Linked DNA regions of Homo sapiens: region 2 is linked to region 1. The links are chromatin contacts, found by Hi-C in ENCODE. All regions are on one chromosome and are shown on one strand. The core of a region is the stretch at or near the end of the contact, and the rest is flanking DNA. Distances in the headings are between cores, read along the strand shown.

Region 1 (4,411 bases), core at 1,076-3,575:
TTATCAAATGCTGTTTTAGTCTAACACAAAAAAAATTCAATCTCAACTCTCTGATAATATTTTCTGGTAATAATCACTTACTGGCCTCATTGCTTCTCTCACAGGAACCAACATAAAGCCAATTTAAAATCAAGGAAAGATAATATTAACATGGTGATAATGCTCTTAGCCTAGGCCATTTGATTAATTCTTTCCCAATTCCTCTTATTCCTCCAGACTCTGTAGTTGTTCCTTATGTTTGTCTGTCTTTGGCCATCTACCACCTCCTTCTACAGTGTTTTCCTTGGAGAATTCATATAGCATGCCTAGGTCCAGGGACTCCCATCTGTCTATTTCCAGTCCTTTCCACCTACATGAATACTAATTATAGAGTTTCCAATATTTACTGAACATCTCCACTTGAATACCTTATAGTTTCACATTTAACATGTCTATAACCAAGCCTACCTTACTTCTGGTACCCCTCTCTTTTCTTCTGACACTAAGACACAATTTTCCCAGCTCTTCAGGCTCAAAACCATTTAATAACCTTTGAATTATTAATAAAAAAATATTATTATAGCAGCCAAGATTTAGAGAGTGCTTACGCTATAGTAACTGATAACATTATGCAATTGTTTAATTACATACAGCAATTAATGAAACCGAGCTAACATATGCAAAGCACTTAGAAAAGCCTCTAGCACATTGTAAATATGAGCATAAAAAAATTATCCATAAGGACCTGGTATGGTGGCTCATGCCTGTAATGCCAGCACTTTGGGAGGCCAAGGCCTAGGAGTCAAGAGTTTCAGACCAACATAGGCAACACAGCAAGAACCTATCTCTACAAAACATTTTTTAAAAAATTAACCAGGCATGGTGACGCACTCGGGGAGGCTGAGGCAGAAAGATCACTTGAGTCCAGAAGTTCGAGGTTGCAGTGAGCTATGATCACGCCACTGCACTCCAGCCTGGGTGACAGTGAGACTCTGTCTCTAAAAATAAATAAACAAATTCTCCACAATAACACCACAAGGGAAGTCACTCTTCCTATCTCTATTTTACAGACAAGGAACTCAGACCCAGAGATGGCAAATTGCTAACTCAAAGTCATTTAGCAGCTAATTGCCAAAGCCAGATCCCAATCCAGCCAGTCTAACTCCAAAATTTCTGCTTTTAACCACTATGCTAAACTGCTTCTCTTTGCCTCTTTCTCTTTAGTCAATTCCACCTGACTGTTACTCTGAAACAGGATCCCTTTCTCTCCAGCACTTTCAGTTCCAGCTCTTTATCACTGGATTACTGCACTGATTTTCCACCTAGCACCTCCGCCTCCATGTTTTTCACTCTTTTCATTTAAACGTCATAATACTACCGACTAATCTTTTCAAATGAGCTTTCCCTATCCTAAAGCCTTGAAAAGGCTAAATCGTTTGCCAGTTTCCAAAAACTCATCCTATCTAACCCCCGTATTTCTCGAATAAACCTTCCTGTCAGGCTGGCTAGTTTCCTTCCTCGTCCCGCGACCTTGTATTCTTCATATTATTCGTTTTACTTAGAATAACATCCATGTTCTCCTCTACTTCTTTTAACTAATATTATCTTCTGAGGCCCACTTCCTTTCGAGTAAGCCCAATTCTAGCAGCCTTTTTTCATCGCCTCGATATTTAAACTACCTCCCATACAACTTGCACTGTTCACTTTGTTCCACGTGCACAGCTTTCGCCTCCTTTCTGACAGTTCACGACCAAACCTTCTTCCGAGACCCCATGATCTCCGCTTCCTAACCTACAGCCCCCAAAACGATGTTTCCAAGATGCACTGAAGGCCTGGACCGTGGCAACAGACCTGCCACACATTCCTAAACGAGTCTTCGGTCAGGGGAGGGTGACGGAGGGTTCCACACACCGAACACACGGTCATATCATCCTCAGGCCAGCCCGTGCACACGCACGGTCAGGCAGCTCTGCTCAGCACCCGCAACCGCGCCGAGTAGCTGAGGGGCTTCCAAGTACTGCTGTGGGGACGCCCGTAGTTACCTGAGTTCCCCCAGCCCTAGCAACCGGCCTTTAACACGCCCGTCTCGGCTGCTGCTGACATCACGAACGCCTCAGCCAGAATCTGCAAAATCGGAGCCGCAGATAATGCTCTCCGCCCCAACCACGCACCTCCAGGACTCACCTCAGCCTCCACGAGGCTCCCAGCCGATTGGACCCGCCCACAAGACCTGCCCCTTCCGGGTCCGTTCCGGAAGCCTCTTCCGCCAGAGGTTCCCTTTGCCTTCTAGGAGGAAATGACGGAGAAAGCCGGGCGCTGATTGGTGAGCTCTGGCCAGGAGCGGAAGCCGGTGTTTCGCAGCCCAGAGCATTTGCAGCTGGTCACTCCAGTCTCCTGGGACTTTGACTCGCCGTACTCGGCGCGCTCCTGCTGAGGGTCGCCGGAGATGTCGCTCGGCCGCCTTCTACCAGGAGCCTGATCCGTGCCGCCCGCCGCCCGGATGGGACCACCAGAGTGCTGTGAGAGGAGGGACTGAGGCCGGGAGGGAAGGCGGGGCGGAGAGGGCCGGGGGCGCGGTCCGAGGCGCTCGGGACTCGGCCCTGGTCAGGATTGCAGGCTGAGGGTTAGTTCTGTCACTTCTCTTGAAGAACGAGCCTGGCGCCACTTCCTCGCATGTTGGTTAGGTTCTTTCCCGAGGCGTTGTCGGGGACGCCGTCTCTACGAGAAGTGAAAGGGTGGGCAGTCGGCGGGCACTAGGAACAGTGGTGCTGTAGCCAAGGAGGCGGGCGCCCTAGGGTGCAGGTGAAATGGGGCAGGCGGGAGCTCTTGCTGGTTGTAGTCCCAAAGACAAGTCCGTGTTGCCGTTCCTGTGGACTGGACATTCTACGGAACCGAGAGCACCTCGGGTGAGGGGTGGGTAGACGCTGAGCCCAGGATGGTGCGTTGTCTAGGTTCCCGCAATCCCTGGAGTGACACTGGCCTGGCTTTGTGTTTCCGCTCTCTGGCCGCTTGAGGGGGAAGTGACCAAGGCTGACTCCTCCTTGTTTGCTCACTGAGACTTAAGTGCTCTTTCACCAAGTGGGAATTAGCTTTTCTCTCTTGCATTTCTGCTACTTTTATTCTTGAGCTGCATAGAAGTGTTTAGAAATGAGTTCTGATGTCTAGAGCTGTGCAAAATTAAAGCTAACATAGCTGTACAAAAGAAGATCCTGCCGGCGCTTCTTGAACAAGGTATCTGCAGCCAGCCTAGAAATTAGACTTTTGTCTACATTATCTGATTTTCTTTAGAGTTTCCTGAGCTTAATGCATGTTCAGCTAATCTTCCATATTCAAGAAAATTGCAATAGCAAAGAATGCGTATGATGAGACTGTGGACAGCTGTAGCAGCATAGGAGTTTTGAAACAAGATTGCTGTGTATTGGATAAATGAGAAGGGAAGAAATTGTGGCCACAAACTATTATTTTAATAAGCTTGGTGGGAAAGGGAGCATTTGAGTGGGTATGTATGGTTAATATCCCTGACAGGTGCTGTGCATTATATTATTATGGGGAGAAGTGTGTGCTTCAATGGAAAACTACATAGTTTAGATTCTATCTTAACACCCCTTGGAATAACTAATTCTAAAAAAGCTATTTTTCAGTTACGTAAACTAGGTAAGTGACATCAATGCTAAATAATTATTGTCAAGACATGCGAATTCTCTCAGAGATTCAGTGGAAGTTTTGCCTCCTTTTGCACATTTATTTCAATATTCCTGCTCTAAGGTGTCTAATTCTGGGATTTTCTTTATCTTCTCTGCCTGGTTCCATTTTGAGTTAAATAAAATCTTGAACACGGGTTTGGTTTTATATTTGAATGAGTCATGATTTTACCTTTTCTTAAAAAACTATCTTAATATTATTAAATATTATGGGATGGGACAACCACAGATGGAAAAAAATGATTTTAATAAGAGTTGGTATCAGAGCAACTGTGAGTGGTAAGGTAATGCATCTTACAAAATTCCTTATACAATGTTTCAAGGATGTAACTCTACTTCCTTATTTAAGTTTCAAAATGCCTAATATATCAATATTTACAATTAAAACATAGTGCAGTTCATTTAATATGAAGGGGTACTACTAATTTACTGTTAGGATATGTTCTTTGGGTGCTTTTGAATTATGATGTTAAATTTGACCCAAGCCATTGACAAGCTTAGGAATGTTCTTGTTATACTGTATTTATTGTTGACATATTTGACTACTTCAGTTAGTCTTCCAATCTGAAAATCTTTTTTAAAAAATGTCTTTCTGATGGCATAAAATGATTCTTAAGTATGGTGTTGGATGGTGGCATAAAATGATTCTTAAGTATGGTATGCACACATATCCTCATGTACTCTGAACTGTTAAATATTGAAATACAAAGTCATAAAGAATGGTAAACCCG
Region 2 (4,411 bases), core at 1,253-3,752, 1.2 Mb after region 1:
ATATAGAGATAGCCCCTTACAGAAAACTCCTGGAAGGTGAGGAATGTCAGACTGGCTTTGGCCCAATTCCTTTCTCACTTCCAGAAGGACTCCTCCAAATGCCCTCCATGTCCACTCACATAAAGGTCTAAAGCAAAGAGAAGATCAAAGTGGTAGAGAAGTCTGAGAAAGAAACTGTGATTGTGGAGGAACAGACAGAGGAGACCCAAGTGACTGAAAAAGTGACTGAAGAAGAGGAGAAAGAGGCCAAAGAGGAGGAGGTCAAGGAGGAAGAAGGGGGTGAAGAAGAGGAGGCAAAAGGGGGAGAAGAAGAAGCAAAGTCTCCCCTAGCAGAAGAGGCCACATCCCCAGAGAAGGAAGCCAAGTCCCCAGTGAAGGAAGAGGCAAAGTCACCGGCTGAGGCCAAGTCCCCAGAGAAGGAGGAAGCAAAATCCCCAGCTGAGGTGAAGTCTTCTGGGAAGGCCAAGTCCCCAACAAAGGAAGAGGCAAAGTCACTGGCTAAGGCCAAGTCCCCACAGAAAGAGGAAGCAAAATCTCCAGCTGAGATCAAGTCCCCCCGGGAAGGCCAAGTCCCCAGCAAAGGAAGAGGCAAAGTCACTGGCTGAGGCCAAGTCTCCAAAGAAGGCCAAGTCCCCAGTGAAGGAAGAAGCAAAGTCCCCTGAGAAGGCCAAGACTCTTGATGTGAAGTCTCCAGAAGCCAACACTCCAGCAAAGGAGGAAGCAAGGCCCTCTGCAGATAAATCCCCCAAAAAGGCCAAAAGCCCTGTCAAAGAGGAGGTCAAGTTCCCAGAGAAGGTGAAGTCTCCCCTGAAAGAGGATGCCAAGGCCCCCGAGAAGGAGATCCCAAAGAAGGAAGAGGTGAAGTCCCCAGTGAAGGAGGAGGAGAAGCCCCAGGACGTAAAAGTCAAAGAGCCTGCAAAGAAGGCAGAGGAAGAGAAAGCTACCGCCACGCCAAAAACAGAGAAGGAGAGCAAGAAAGAGGAGTCATCCAACAAGGAGGCTCCAAAGCCCGAGGTGGAGGAGAAGGAAGCTGCCATCGAAAAGCCCAAAGAATCCAAAGTTGAAGCCAAGAAGGAAGAGGCTGAAGATAAGAAAAAAGCAGCCACCTTAGAGAAGGAGGCTCCTGCCAAGGTGGAGGTGAAGGAAGACGCTAAACCCAAAGAGAAGACAGAGATGGCCAAGAAGGAACCAGATGATGCCAAGGCCAAGGAACCCAGAAAACCAGCAGAGAGGGAGGAGGCGGCAGCAGCAATGGAGAAAAAAGATACCAAGGAGGAGAAGGCCACTGAGTTCAAGAAGCCTGAGGAGAAACCCAAGACCCAAAGCCAAAGACGACCCTCTCAAAGGAGCTCAGTGAACCTAAGGCGGAAAAGGCTGAAAAATCCTCCAGCACAGACCAAAAAGACAGCAGGCCTCCAGAGAAGGCCACAGAAGACAAGGCTGCCAAGGGGAAGTAAGGCAGGGAGAAAGGAATGTCTGGAGCAGCCAAAGAAACTCAAAAGGGTCCTGGAGCTCAAGGATCAGAGTAATGCAATTTTTACTTTTTATGTAAGAAGAAACTGCTTAGATGACAGGGCCTCCCTCTTCAAACAGGAACTTCATTAGCAATATGTTAGCAAAAGAGGGCAATCCCAGCCTCCTGCCCCCACACCCTCCCGAGGCGATGGACAATTATGTTATGATAGCTTATGTAGCCGAATGTGATACATGCCAAATGCCATACGTAAATACTTGACTATAAAAACTGCCCCCCTCCTTTCCAAATAAGTGCATTTATTGCCTCTATGTGCAACTGACAGATGACCACAAGCAGTTAGAAACACATTATGCTTGAGATGTCTTAACCTGTTCCCAAATGCCTTCTGTTTTCCAAAGGAGTGGTCAAGCCCTTGCCCAGAGACCTCTATTCTGGAAGAGTGGTCCAGGTGGGGCCGGGCACTGGGCACTGAATTATGCCAGGGCGCACTTTCCACCTGTGTCCAGTTTCAATTGCTTCTGTGCAATAAAACAAAGTGCTTATAAAACGACAAAAAGAAAAAAAACTGATATTTGCCAGGGCTTCAGTGATGATCAGAAAGGCCACACTGTGTGTCTGTGGCCAGGTCCTATTGATGTTTATCTTGGTTGTATCTAGATGATCACAGCAGAATTTCAGTATCAGTATCAGCAGCAAAATCAGATTCCACAAACATTGTCACTGCCAGGCAAAGAGGTGAGTGTTCTCACAAAAGCAGCCTAATGTTATCGGCCACCAATGCATGCACCATGGCAGCAGATGTACTCTTTTCCAGCCAAAAAGTCTGTCTCTGAGAGCTTGTTCCTTTGTCAGGTGTTATCTCCTCCAAGGCAAAAACTGAGTTTTCTTTTCCTCTTGGGCTTCCCACCCACAAAGCAGAGAGGACAGAATCGGCCCACAGTGCCAGTTCCTGTGTGAAGCCTGGGTTCCGGATATGAAAGTCACTGACCTTGGAATTCCCCCAAGCGTTAAACACCTCTGAGAGAAGGGGTACATGCTTGTTGCTAGCTGTATAATCATGTGCTTTAAGGGAAAAGAGCTTTGAGCCACCACATGCTAGAAACACGAATTTAGGCATGTCATTTCATGTCTTTGCGTCTCGGTTTCCACATTTGTAAAAGAAGACAAATGCTTTGTTCTCAAGCCTATTGTGAGGTCAAATGAAGTGACGTGTGTCCAGGGTCTAGCACGATGCCTGGCCCTAGGAGATGCTCAACAAATGTCAGCTTTCTTCCCAGATTGCCTCTATGTTCCTGATAATGAGGCCAACTTAAGAGAATAAAAGAGACAAAATAGAGAAGTTTCACCTTCGGAAGTAAGTCAGGAGAACTCAAGCTCAGGGCTTGAAGACTTCGTAGCAGAGAAGTCGTGAACTGTAGATTGAGAAGAACTAGGAAACTTTATATGATTCCTTAGGTATGCGTTACTTTTCTCTGCTTTTTATTTTTGTTTTTGTTACCCTCCTCTTCCTAGTTATTTCTCAGGATTGCCTAAGTATAAAGCCAGCAGGGCCTGTGAGATTGTGATCTAAGAAGCTGTGATGTAGGGAGCAGGGGGAGACAGAGCCCTTTCTCAGCTGTTGGGCTTGGGATATGAGCCCCAGAACACTAAGGAGGTGGCGCCTGCTGCCCAGAGTAGAGGAAGATAGACTGAGGCCCTAGCTCTGAACAGAAAGGGTGGGAGACATCGGCTCGCCTAGGCCAGGAGAGCGGCCACCATGGCTAAGTAGTAGGAAGTCTATGCAGCTCTCCAGCAAACTGCAAGAGCCCAAAAAGTGCTGGTTGTATGAATAACTGAACAAGCAAGGTGAAAGAAGTGATGATGTAATGGAATTCAAGCTAAAAAAAGAAACCCAGGCTTAAAATGCAAATTCTAACTTTTTCCTATTTAGTATCTGTGTGATCTTCAAAGTAACCTCTTTGGGCCTCAGTTTTGTCATGTCTGAAATGGTGAGGTGCAGCCAGGTGCCGTGGCTCACGCCTGTAATCCCAACACTTTGGGAGGTCAAGGCAAGTGGATCGCTTGAGGCCAGAGTTCAAGACCAGCCTGGGCAACATAGTGAGACCCTGTCTCTATAAAAATGAAAATTTAAAAAAAAAAATGATGATCTGTGGGAAGGAGTTACAATCTGGCCTGCTCACTTATACTCAAAAGTTTGTGGTGAAGACTAGATGAGGTCACCAAGAAAACACCTACACCGAATGCCGGAAATTTCAGGACAGCATCGTGATGGTGAGGGTGGCCGTAAAAAACATCTGGGGAAAATCACTCAAGGGAAGACTTCTGGGGTTTGGTTCAGCCCTGGCCAGATCCCACTCCAGGAGAGAGGGCAATCTCTTCAGTCAGATGAGCTGATCATCTCAGGGCAACCCAGCGAATGTATCCCTTTCTGGCAGTTTCCAGGGTAGCTTTTTTCAAAGGACCGTGGGCCAAAGTCCCTGCCTGCTGCTGCCACCCTCTGGCAGCAACCTGAGCCACACTCTTGTCAATTTCACTGGTTAGAACATCTTTTACACATTCGTTTACATTTGCATAGTGTTTTCCAGTTTACACTTCTTCCCCCCTCAAGAATGATATTCTTTTATCCAAACAATATCCTTGTGGCATACACATTTTTGTAGTTGAAGAAACCAAGGCTTGGGAAAGGTAAATGGTTTGTCTAAGGAGACTTAGCAAGGAGATGAGACCAGGCTCTCTGATTCCAAGACCTGTGTTCTTTTCACTGTCATAGGGGCATGTCAGTTAGTTCTACTTCTGTTGTTGCACTTCTCAAACTCTGACAGAATCGGATATGAACATGGAGTTCTCCAGACCTCCTCTCTCACCCCATCCCTCCAACACATCCCCAAATTCTCCAGACCCCATCTGTATCTGCAGCTGCCTATGAGTGAAGGG

Evidence for each region. Hi-C counts contacts between places; a loop is a spot of excess contacts on that map. Pooled maps may share reads with other maps.
Region 2: a pooled map shows a loop between it and region 1 (7-fold over the local background). The contact joins the enhancer-like site here to the promoter of GDAP2 in region 1. A Hi-C loop is called at or near these places in 2 of 50 pooled maps.

Annotation. Positions count from the first base shown.
Region 1 is chr1:117,927,535-117,931,945 of GRCh38, reverse strand. GDAP2 (ganglioside induced differentiation associated protein 2) reads left to right here and starts at 2,325. Exons shown (of 14, transcript NM_017686.4): 1 at 2,325-2,498. WDR3 (WD repeat domain 3) reads right to left here and starts at 2,207. Exons shown (of 27, transcript NM_006784.3): 1 at 2,164-2,207. RefSeq lists enhancers at 2,055-2,224, 2,106-2,400.
Region 2 is chr1:116,737,027-116,741,437 of GRCh38, reverse strand. It overlaps the pseudogene NEFHP1. Among named protein-coding and RNA genes, the nearest start is that of CD2, 15 kb to the left of the region's middle. RefSeq lists enhancers at 2,354-2,563, 3,032-3,331. Within about 2 kb of position 2,502, at least 5 of the 41 ENCODE cell types and tissues checked have a DNase peak (open chromatin) inside an H3K27ac peak, as active enhancers do.